Regions from separate parts of the Mus musculus genome. Here region 1 is linked to region 2. Evidence: chromatin contacts called from ENCODE Hi-C or POLR2A ChIA-PET data. All regions are on one chromosome and are shown on one strand. The core of a region is the stretch at or near the end of the contact, and the rest is flanking DNA. Distances in the headings are between cores, read along the strand shown. Region 1 holds the start of F8 (coagulation factor VIII). Region 2 holds the start of L1cam (L1 cell adhesion molecule).

Region 1 (4,637 bases), core at 718-3,217, 1.5 Mb after region 2:
AAACTCACTAATGATGATTAAAAATAAAGCTAGAGAGGTGAATGTGGTGGTGCAATTATGATAGGCTATTTACACAGATGGAAGTCAAGCTAAATAGATCACTCTCTAGATACCATTCAAAATAAATGTCAAGATAAATTAGAGTCAAAAATACTAAATTCTTACAACAAAATCTAGAAGGACATACATATAACCTTGAGGTGTGAAAGACATTTTAACCAACACTGTCAAAACTAAGGATGTGAAAAATTAATATTTGACTATAAAAATTAAGTGTTTTCATAAGTAAGTTATAAAGTAAGGCAAGAGATAGATAATCTTAGGAGAAATTATAATATAAATAAAGGATAATGAATACATGTAATAAGTGTTTTTGCAGCTAAAAAAAATGGAAGACCCCAAAGAAATATGGGTGAAACATAAAAAAAGTAAAGTCTGAAAAATTAACTCTGATAGCCAACACGCATTTTAAAAGATGATGAATCTCATTACAAATAAAATATTACAATTAAAGATACAATATTCTATGCTTATAAGACTGGAAAAAATTAAGCAATAATGTTAGACTTATTCCTGATGCAAATGCAGAGGTAAGTATAATCCCATGCTCTGAAGATCAAAATGCATGAAGAGTCTTGAACGTTCTAAAAATTTAAACTAAAACAGCTGATTGTGGTGGCTCATACCTTTAATCCCAAACTTAGGAAGCAGAGGCAAGTGGATATTTTGGAGTTCTGGGCCATTCTGGTCTTCATAGTGAGTCCCAGGCCAGCCAGAGATATAAAGACAAAACAAAAGAAAAAACTAAAACAGAACTATGTCCTTTGTTCCAGCAAGATACCACCAGATAATCTATTCACTAAAATAACAGTAATGTGTCTGGGATTTTATCTCAATGATAAAGCATTCATAAATAAAACAGGAGACCCGAAGTACCACAAAATGAGTGAATTGGTGAGTTAATGAACACAGTACATAACAATATATGATAAAGACCCTCTCCATTCCAAATGGTAATGAGATGAATGTGTTTATTTTTTTTGTGTAGATGTGTACTTTTGTGTAGAAATAATGTGTGTAACAACAACATTGTAAAAGTTAAAAATTACTGACTGGACCCCTTAGTCTACGCAGTCTAATTGCTTAGAATGTCTTTTCCCTACCACCCTCTCACACACATACACACAAACAAACACACACAGAGTTTTGATTAGTAATTATTAATTTTATAAAAATGGAATATTATACATAATTTATATGCTTTTACACTAAGAAACACCTAGTAGACTTTTCTCCATGTCAGTAGAAACAACCTTAATTCATCATTTGTAATATATGTATGAGTTGGGTCATACAAATAAACACAGTCAAAATCACATCTTCACAATGTTGCACTTGACAGAGGATTTTTACCTTGAGTCTGTATGCAGCACACTGAGCAGATCACTCTGAATATAGTTCCAGGACAATTCCACTGCACCAAGGTAGTATCTTCTGATGGCACTAGAGCAGAAATTGAAAAGGCTCAGAAAGAAGCAAGCGAAGAGTGCTATTTGCATGGCTTTTATTACTAGAAAATGTTCAACTAAAGAAATGAAAATTTAACTCTTCTCTAAAATAACTTTAGCTTTTAAGAACAAAAAGAAAATGTAATGATTTAGTAAAAAGTCCTAAATATTTTGCAGAGCATTTTCTGGAAGTTTATCTACTGTGAGTGAAAGTAGCATTAGCACAAAACAGATCTGAAAGGATTACTTCCTTTTGGGTAGTAGGAAGCAGGCACAGGAAAACTGGAATAGGAAGAGTGGCTGAGCTAAGGCTTAACCCATTTCCTGCTGGGTGCATCCTAACAAGTTTGAATCCTTAAGAAAAGGAACAGAATACTGAGGAGGGGCGTTCAGGTGTATTTAAATTCCTAGCCTATTCTAAAAGACTGTTCCTTGGTACCTGTAGCAAAGAAACTCTAGATAGTGAAGATTCTGGAGTCTGCATGGAATGTAAAAGCTTCCACTTTGGGATTCACCAGATTCCAGCCTACTTTCTCCGCAGAAACTTTCCAGCTGCCCACATGGCCTAGAGATCCAGATAGGATACCTGTACCATATGTTTTATTTGCTGTTGCTTTTTTATTAATGATTACTATGGGAGGCCCCAGGTAGTCATAGGCAGAGCTACTCTTGGACAGGTGTTCTTGAATTGTATAAGAAAATAGGCGGATCAAGACATAATGATCAGTCAGTAAGCAATGTTCCTCCATGATCTCTGATTCAGTTCTGGCACCCAGGTTCCTGCCCTTTTGAGATTCTGTCCTCATTTCCATCAGTGAAATTGATTAGTGAATTGTTTATTACATGGAAGTATAAGTTGAAATAAACCCTGTTGCTTTTGGTCATGGTGTTTTATTACAGCCAGAGAAACTTTAACTAAGACACCCTCCCTCCTCAAAAAGCTGGAAACAAACTTATCATATGACCCAGCTATATCACTCTTGGGCATACATCTAAAAGGATTGTACATTCCACTATAGAGATACTTGTATATCCATATTCATTGCCATTCAATTCATAATTGAATGAAAAAGGAAAGAGCCAACATCCACCAACTGAAGAATGGATAATGAAAATGTGGTACATTCACACAATGGAATATTTATTACTCAGCTGTAAAGAAAAATGAAATTAAATTTGCAGGTAAATGGATAGAGCTGGAAATAATCATTCTCCATAAGGTAACCTAGACCCAGAAAAACAAATGCCTCAGATTCTCTCTCACATGTGAATGCTAACTCTGAATCTTTAGATATCTGTCTTAAATTGGAGTATCCATAGAGATCAGGAAACTAGCAAGGGGCCAACAAGGGAAGGCAGATTTCAAGGGAAATGGGATATACTGCAGTTGATATGAAAAGGGAACAGGAGAAGTTGAAGGGTTACGTGGGGTAAGGATAGGAGGGCAGGAGAGAGAAGTGAGTATGGGTAGTGATTATTAACACTAAAGATACTTGAAAAAAATATGAAAACCTACTACTGTAGAAGCTTTTTAAATAAAATATACATGTATACATATATAAGAATTTAAATGGAGTTACCCCTACATCAGGATGACAATGTCCCTACTAAACACTGCAGGGTAACAAATATAAAGCCCAGTGCCAGGAATGGGTCACCTCTTTTGGAGTTTGTTGGCTCCATAAACCCCCAAACATTATAAGGTACTGCCAATTTTTTGGCAATCTACAGAACTTCATGGTTAAGATCGTATTGCTGATGACACAACATAGTTGAGTCATAAAACATGGGGAAATCAAGCTGGCACTGACAAGATTTCACAGTGCTGGAAGGTTACATGTGTGCTATTTGGGGTGACAAGTTATTGACAGTCTTACAAAGCATCTAAGAACCCTGTGAGGTACTATATAATGACTGATATGTCAAAATAGCCTCATTGCTATGGTAGTGGCATAAATATAGTAGGAGTAACTAATCACTTCATGTTTGTATTTAAGGCCCACTCCACAGGATAGAACCGATACCTGTTAGAAAGCCAAAACCCCATGGCTGCCTAAGTCATAGGGAAGAACTGCTTTCCTAAATGGACACAAAAATAAACTGTCTCCTCCCAATTTTTTTTACTATTATACCGATAAAATAGGGGATCTTTCACTCCTCATCTAAGAATCTTCTTTTTTCTAATAGACTCACAACTAGTATATGTACAGAGGATAAGAGGCAATAAAGTGCTCAATTCTAATTGAGATATTTGTATCACTCCCCTCTCCAGTCCCAAGGGATCGGAAGTCCTGTTTGGCCTCAGGTACTGCGTACACGTGCTGTACTCAAACACATGCAAATACTCATATACACAAAGTTAAAAAAAAAACTTTAAAGCGGAAGAAGCAGCAGTCATAATACAAGTGTACATTATTAAGTGGTTGGAATGCTTTTAAAAAGTGTAAGATGTGTTTTCCTGAACTTAAACAGCCTTGAAATTAATGTCAGAATTAACATAAGTTCATTGTTTACATAAATATGCAAAATCTAAAATAAATTAAAAAAAATAAAGGTGAGATAAACTCTGTCACCACCAAGGCAGAGAAGCTTTCTGCACACGTAGCAAGCATTCATTCCTCTGCGCAAGTGTGGGGCTGCAGCTGAGGTGGTTGTAGCAGCTGCTCCAGGACAGGAAAGATGTCTAATGGGACCAGGCCCCGCTGTCTCCGACTGCCAAGGGACTGGAAATATCTGCCCCCCCACCCCCTGCCGGAAGCCAGCTGCGGATGACTAACGCCTGTTCCTGGTCTCGTGGTCTGAAGCTGTGTCATCGCGATACTAGGGTCCCCCCCCCCCCCGCGCCCCCGAAATGGCCGCTAACAGTCAAGGTAAAGGCGGGAGCACGCGCGCAAGGGCCAGGGGTGGAATCACCTTTGTCGCTTAGAGTGAAGTACTGCTGGTTGCATGCTGAGTCGCTTGCTGGGTTCCTCCCTCCCCAGGGAGCTTCAATAGCACCTGGATAGGGCAGCGCGGAGACTTTTCTGGCGGGTGTTCTGGGATCTGGCCAAGGTCATACTTAAGCTGGCTTTTGAGTTACCCAGGGATGTTATCTCTGCCTAGCTCTTCTAGCCTTTCAGTGCCGCCCCT
Region 2 (4,612 bases), core at 1,450-3,949:
GAGTTTGAGGCCATCCTGGTCTAAAGAGAGCACCCCAGGACAGCCAGGGCTATACAGAGAAACTGTCTCAAAAAAAATGAAAAACATAAGGAAAGGAGAGGAGAGGAGAGGAGAGGAGAGGAGAGGAGAGGAGAGGAGAGGAGAGGAGAGGGGAGGGGAGGGGAGGGGAGGGGAGGGGAGGGGAGGGGAGGGGAGAGGAGAGGAGAGGAGAGGAGGGGAGGGGAGGGGAGGGGAGGGGAGGGGAGGGGAGGGGAGGGGAGGGGAGGGGAGGGGAGGGGAGGGGAGAGGAGAGGAGAGGAGAGGAGAGGAGAGGAGAGGAGAGGAGAGGAGAGGAGAGGAGAGGAGAGGAGAGGAGAGGAGAGGAGAGGAGAGGAGAGGAGAGGAGAGGAGAGGAGAGGAGAGGAGAGGAGAGGAGTGGTGGCTGAAGCTCAAAATAGGTGAGGGCCAGTCAGTTTAATGATCAACAGCCAATATGTCCTCTTCACCCTGCTTAGCCAATCATGGAAAGTGTTTCTCATGGAAAGTAGCTATCTCTCAGTGACAGAAGAGTACAGACTTGGAAGAAGCCAACTGGGGAGCATAGCAGGACTCCCCTGTCTGCTAGCCTTCCTTCACTGTCTTCTTTTTTCTCTTCAAATTATCATGAAGGAAATAAACGGGAAATCTGTATTTCAAAAGGACAAGGATGGTATTGGTGACTGGTTACTTACATGTGCATTCTGGCCCAAGCAAGCACTCAGCAGTGAAAATCTATCTAGCAAATGGCTACCCACTCATGGATACTCAGTCCCTGGGCAGTCATTCTGTGAACAGCCCCCATGCCTGTGCATGGTGCTTTGCAGAAGGCTAGAGGCTGGGCACTGGGGGAGGAGTCTCTTGGGAGTAGGTAGTAGCTATCCAGGAGTGCTGTGCTGTGATGAATGTCAAATGTGTTTCCCCCTCCTTGGTAATCAGATCACAGGCAATTCCTAATTTCTTTTGTTCTCTATTTCAAATGTATTTCAGTAAGTTGCTCCTGTGTTTTTCAAATGTACTATAACAAAATATCAAGATATATTGCTTTGGGGATTGTACACACAAAAAATAATAGAGAATGACAGACTTTGGAATACAGCAAGGAGGCAGAGAAGTGGGGAGTTCCCAGTCCCAGCCCTGTCACCAATTCGCCATGTGGCCACAGACCCTTGAGGGTGACTGAAGGATTAGTGCCTGAATGGTAAGCAAGTATATACAGTGCTGCGTAGATGTTGGGCTAGGTAAGAAGCTAGGGTTGTCAAGTCCCACCATCTGCAGCAAGGGGTCCATCAGAGCTGAGGCCTTGGGCAAGCCCCACCCTAGCCACCCTACTAAAGGACCATAAAGGTGGGAAGAAAGGCTGCTGGATCTATTCACCACAAGGGCCATGTGAGTCAGCAAAGACAACACTGGGCTGCTAGTAACCGCTACCACTGGAGTTGCATTAATCAGGATCAAGACATCTACCTGAAAGGGGTGCCAGGCCCCCAGACAGATGGTGGTCCTGCCTCCCTGAGACAGATGGATAGGGGTTATAGACACTAGATCAGGAGGAGCAGTGGGCTATATCTGTTATTCTTTTCATTTCCTATCAATCAACACCCTAAAACTCTGAACCAGATAGAAGGGAATAAGGTATGGAAACGTCCCTCCTCCCATAATTAAACAGAGTATAAAACAATGTCTAAAATCGCTCCAGTCTCTACAGAAAGAGTCCCAGGCACCTTGCTTCCAGAAGTCCCTTGTCCTAAGCCAATGAGGCCCTTCTTCCCTTATTTTTACCTGATGGACCCATGGTCCACACCCATGTGCATCCACAGGCACATCAGTGAGTGCCCAAAACCATCTCTCTTAGTGTAGTCTTTATTGGCCAAAGAACCTAAGGGAGGTTCTGTGCCTGAGAGGAGACTGGTTTTGCAGTGCATTTGAGGGGATCCCCGGAGGGAATTTGGAAAGGAGGAGGTGAAGAACAAAGCCCCCTCCCCACTTTGGGGTGGAGGGGCAGGCAGCGCCCATCCATCCCTGATCCTTCTCCTCCTCCCATTACCGGAGGAGCTTCGCTCAATCTCCCCCACACCATGCTAGACACTGGCTTCTCCCCCACCCCAGCCGCAATCAGGACTTTAGATGGGGATGAGGAACAGCCACGCCCAGAGCCACACCCCACAGCGGTCGACTGGGTTAGATGGACGTTCTGCTGGGTTCACATTTCCTTCCTCACACGCATACACCCACAGGGATATGCCAACTTCAGCTCCACTTGCCCATACAGAACCTGCCTGACCACTCCTGTGCCCCTCCCTAAGCATGCATTTGGGGAGCCGCCCAGTTACCCCTCACCTGTCGAGCTCTGGCACCTAGCCACTTTCTCCAACCCCATTCCAGATCGCAGGGCTCAGAGCTCGGTGCCTAGCATGCATGGGTGGGGCTCCAGCCTTCCTACCGAGGAGGCACGAAACCCACTCCCTCTGAGCCTGAGGCGGGCTGGGTCTGGAACGTAGATGGTCGCTGCTGCGGTCAAGGGGACAAACCAGCCCACCTTACCTGCGCCGATCAGGTTGCCAGCTCAGTCTCTGTGCACGCCGACCTCGGACCTGCCACCCAGCGATGCCGCTGCCGACGCGATGTTGCTGCTGCTGCTGCTGCGGCGGCGGCGGCGGCGGGCGGGGCAGCGTGCGCGGGGAAGTGGGGGAGGAAGAGGGAGGGGGAGGTAGTGAGATCACCTCCCCCGCAGCAGGCCCCGCCTCGCCACACCCTCGTTCCTTGTTTCATCTGAACCTGGCCGCAGAGCCCCGCGCGTGATAGGGACCTCGTGGGGGGGGGGGGTCCTCTTCAGGAGCTCCAGCAGTCCCAGTATCCCCGAGATGAGAGTGACCCCCAACCTCACTATCAAGGATCCCCGCCGCCCTTGAGGCTTATATTGGAAGTCATTTGCAGAAGTATTCTCGGGATCTCGGGGCTGGACAGTGGGGAGAGGATCCAGACTGGGAACCAGATTACCTCGCCTCCACTTGGCCTTCGAGGGCTCTGGCTAGTAATGGGCATTCATATACCATTAGGTCCGGGCCGCGCCCTGGTCATGTGTTTGAATGTATCCGCACTCTCAGGGCAGAGCGCCTCTTGGAACCCCTGCCCAGCCACGACGCTAAGCCAGGGCTCTTCAGGGATGTACGCCTGAACCTGAGTCCCCAGCCTGCGAAGGAGGTGTGGCGAGGCACACCATACAGTCCCTCCTAAACACTAGGTCCCAGATTAGGCTAGAAGGGAAAGTTCTCAGAGAGAGCGCCCTTCAACCTGAAACCCCCTACTTCTGATCTTCCTCCCACTTCCCTCCTGCTCAGTGCCTTATTTCTTTGTCCTCGGGATTGGCCTCTTTCTGACCTTTCCTGGTCGACCTACTCTCGCTTACAGCCCTATGGGGAAAGCTTATGGAAAGGAGATTTTCCCAGTGGCGCCCCCTCCCAGGCTTAGGGCTGTGACCTCCCAAGCGAGGCGAAGCAGAGGGGGCTGGAATTCCAAAGTGAGTCCAGCTAGCTGAAGCTGCAGGGCAAGGAAGGCCTAGGGCCCAGATGGCAGATTGCAGCCCTGGTAGGTATGGTATTTTTATGAGCATGCCTGTTACTCAGTGAAGCATTCTGTAGGTCCTCTGCTCAGCCTGCCAACACTCCCCCAGTGGTGCAATGCCCTGATCCCATGAAAACACTTTTGGCACTCTGGCCTGGTTTCCCTTCTCATATGATCACCTCCTGCCAGCTTCCTTCCCATGAAAGAAAAACTTGGGGATGCCTGCTAGCACTCTGTGAAAGTCTGGATGTCTTTCCAGACATCCAAAGTGTACCATGGAGTCTTTAGGAAGAGTCATCTGAATGAAGTGGAGGCTTAAGCAAAGAGCTCAGAGGCCACTACTCCTTCTACAGGCCTGCCACTTGGCTCAGATGGATTCAGAATGAAGCTGCGGACCGTACTCATGAAGCTTCACTGGTTCAAATCTCCAGGAGACAGCAGAGGAGACTGAGCCAGGCAGCTAGGTCACGAAGCCAGGGGCCTTTTTAGCTGGGCAGAGAATGGTATTTTCCATGAGGCACTGAACTGAGATCAGTTTCATGACTGCACTGATGTAAGAGCGATAGGCCACAAAATTGGCCTCTCCTCTCCAGCTGCTCTCTTCACTGCCTTACTCCCAGACTGCACCCCAACTGGACCTAGTCTAGGGTTGATGCTGTTCTGGAACTTACTTTGTGGCTCAGTTTCATTTTAAACCTACATGCCCCTGTCTCATCCTGCTGAGTGCTAGGATTATAGGTGTTCACTATGTCTAGCTCTGTTTGCGAAGCCTAGACACAAGTTTTATTTCATCTCTCAAAAATCTTTGTCTTTTAAGTGTCAGCACTTGGGAGGCAAAAGCAAGCAGATATCTTGTAAGTTTGAGGCCAGTCTGGTTTACAACGTGAGTTCCAGGCCAGCCAGGGCTGTAATACAGAGAAACCCTGTCTCGAAAAACAAAACAAAACAAAACAAAACAAAACAAAACAAAACAAAACACCAAAAAAAATCAATTAAAAAGTAAAAATCCAATTGCTTGGCATCATGGTACATA

Evidence for each region. Hi-C counts contacts between places; a loop is a spot of excess contacts on that map. ChIA-PET counts read pairs that join two places held with the same protein, here RNA polymerase II (POLR2A).
Region 1: a loop to region 2 is called in a map of Patski, with 12 times the contacts of the local background. The contact joins the promoter of F8 here to the promoter of L1cam in region 2. A Hi-C loop is called at or near these places in 1 of 37 maps with a recorded cell type or tissue (Patski). POLR2A ChIA-PET finds 5 or more read pairs at or near these places in 1 of 5 experiments (Patski).

What each region holds. Positions count from the first base shown.
Region 1 is chrX:75,378,074-75,382,710 of GRCm38, forward strand. F8 (coagulation factor VIII) reads right to left here and starts at 1,968. Exons shown (of 26, transcript NM_007977.2): 1 at 1,414-1,968. The coding sequence starts at 1,559. Fundc2 (FUN14 domain containing 2) reads left to right here and starts at 4,326. Exons shown (of 5, transcript NM_026126.4): 1 at 4,326-4,378. The coding sequence starts at 4,360.
Region 2 is chrX:73,878,135-73,882,746 of GRCm38, forward strand. L1cam (L1 cell adhesion molecule) reads right to left here and starts at 2,700. Exons shown (of 29, transcript NM_008478.3): 1 at 2,560-2,700.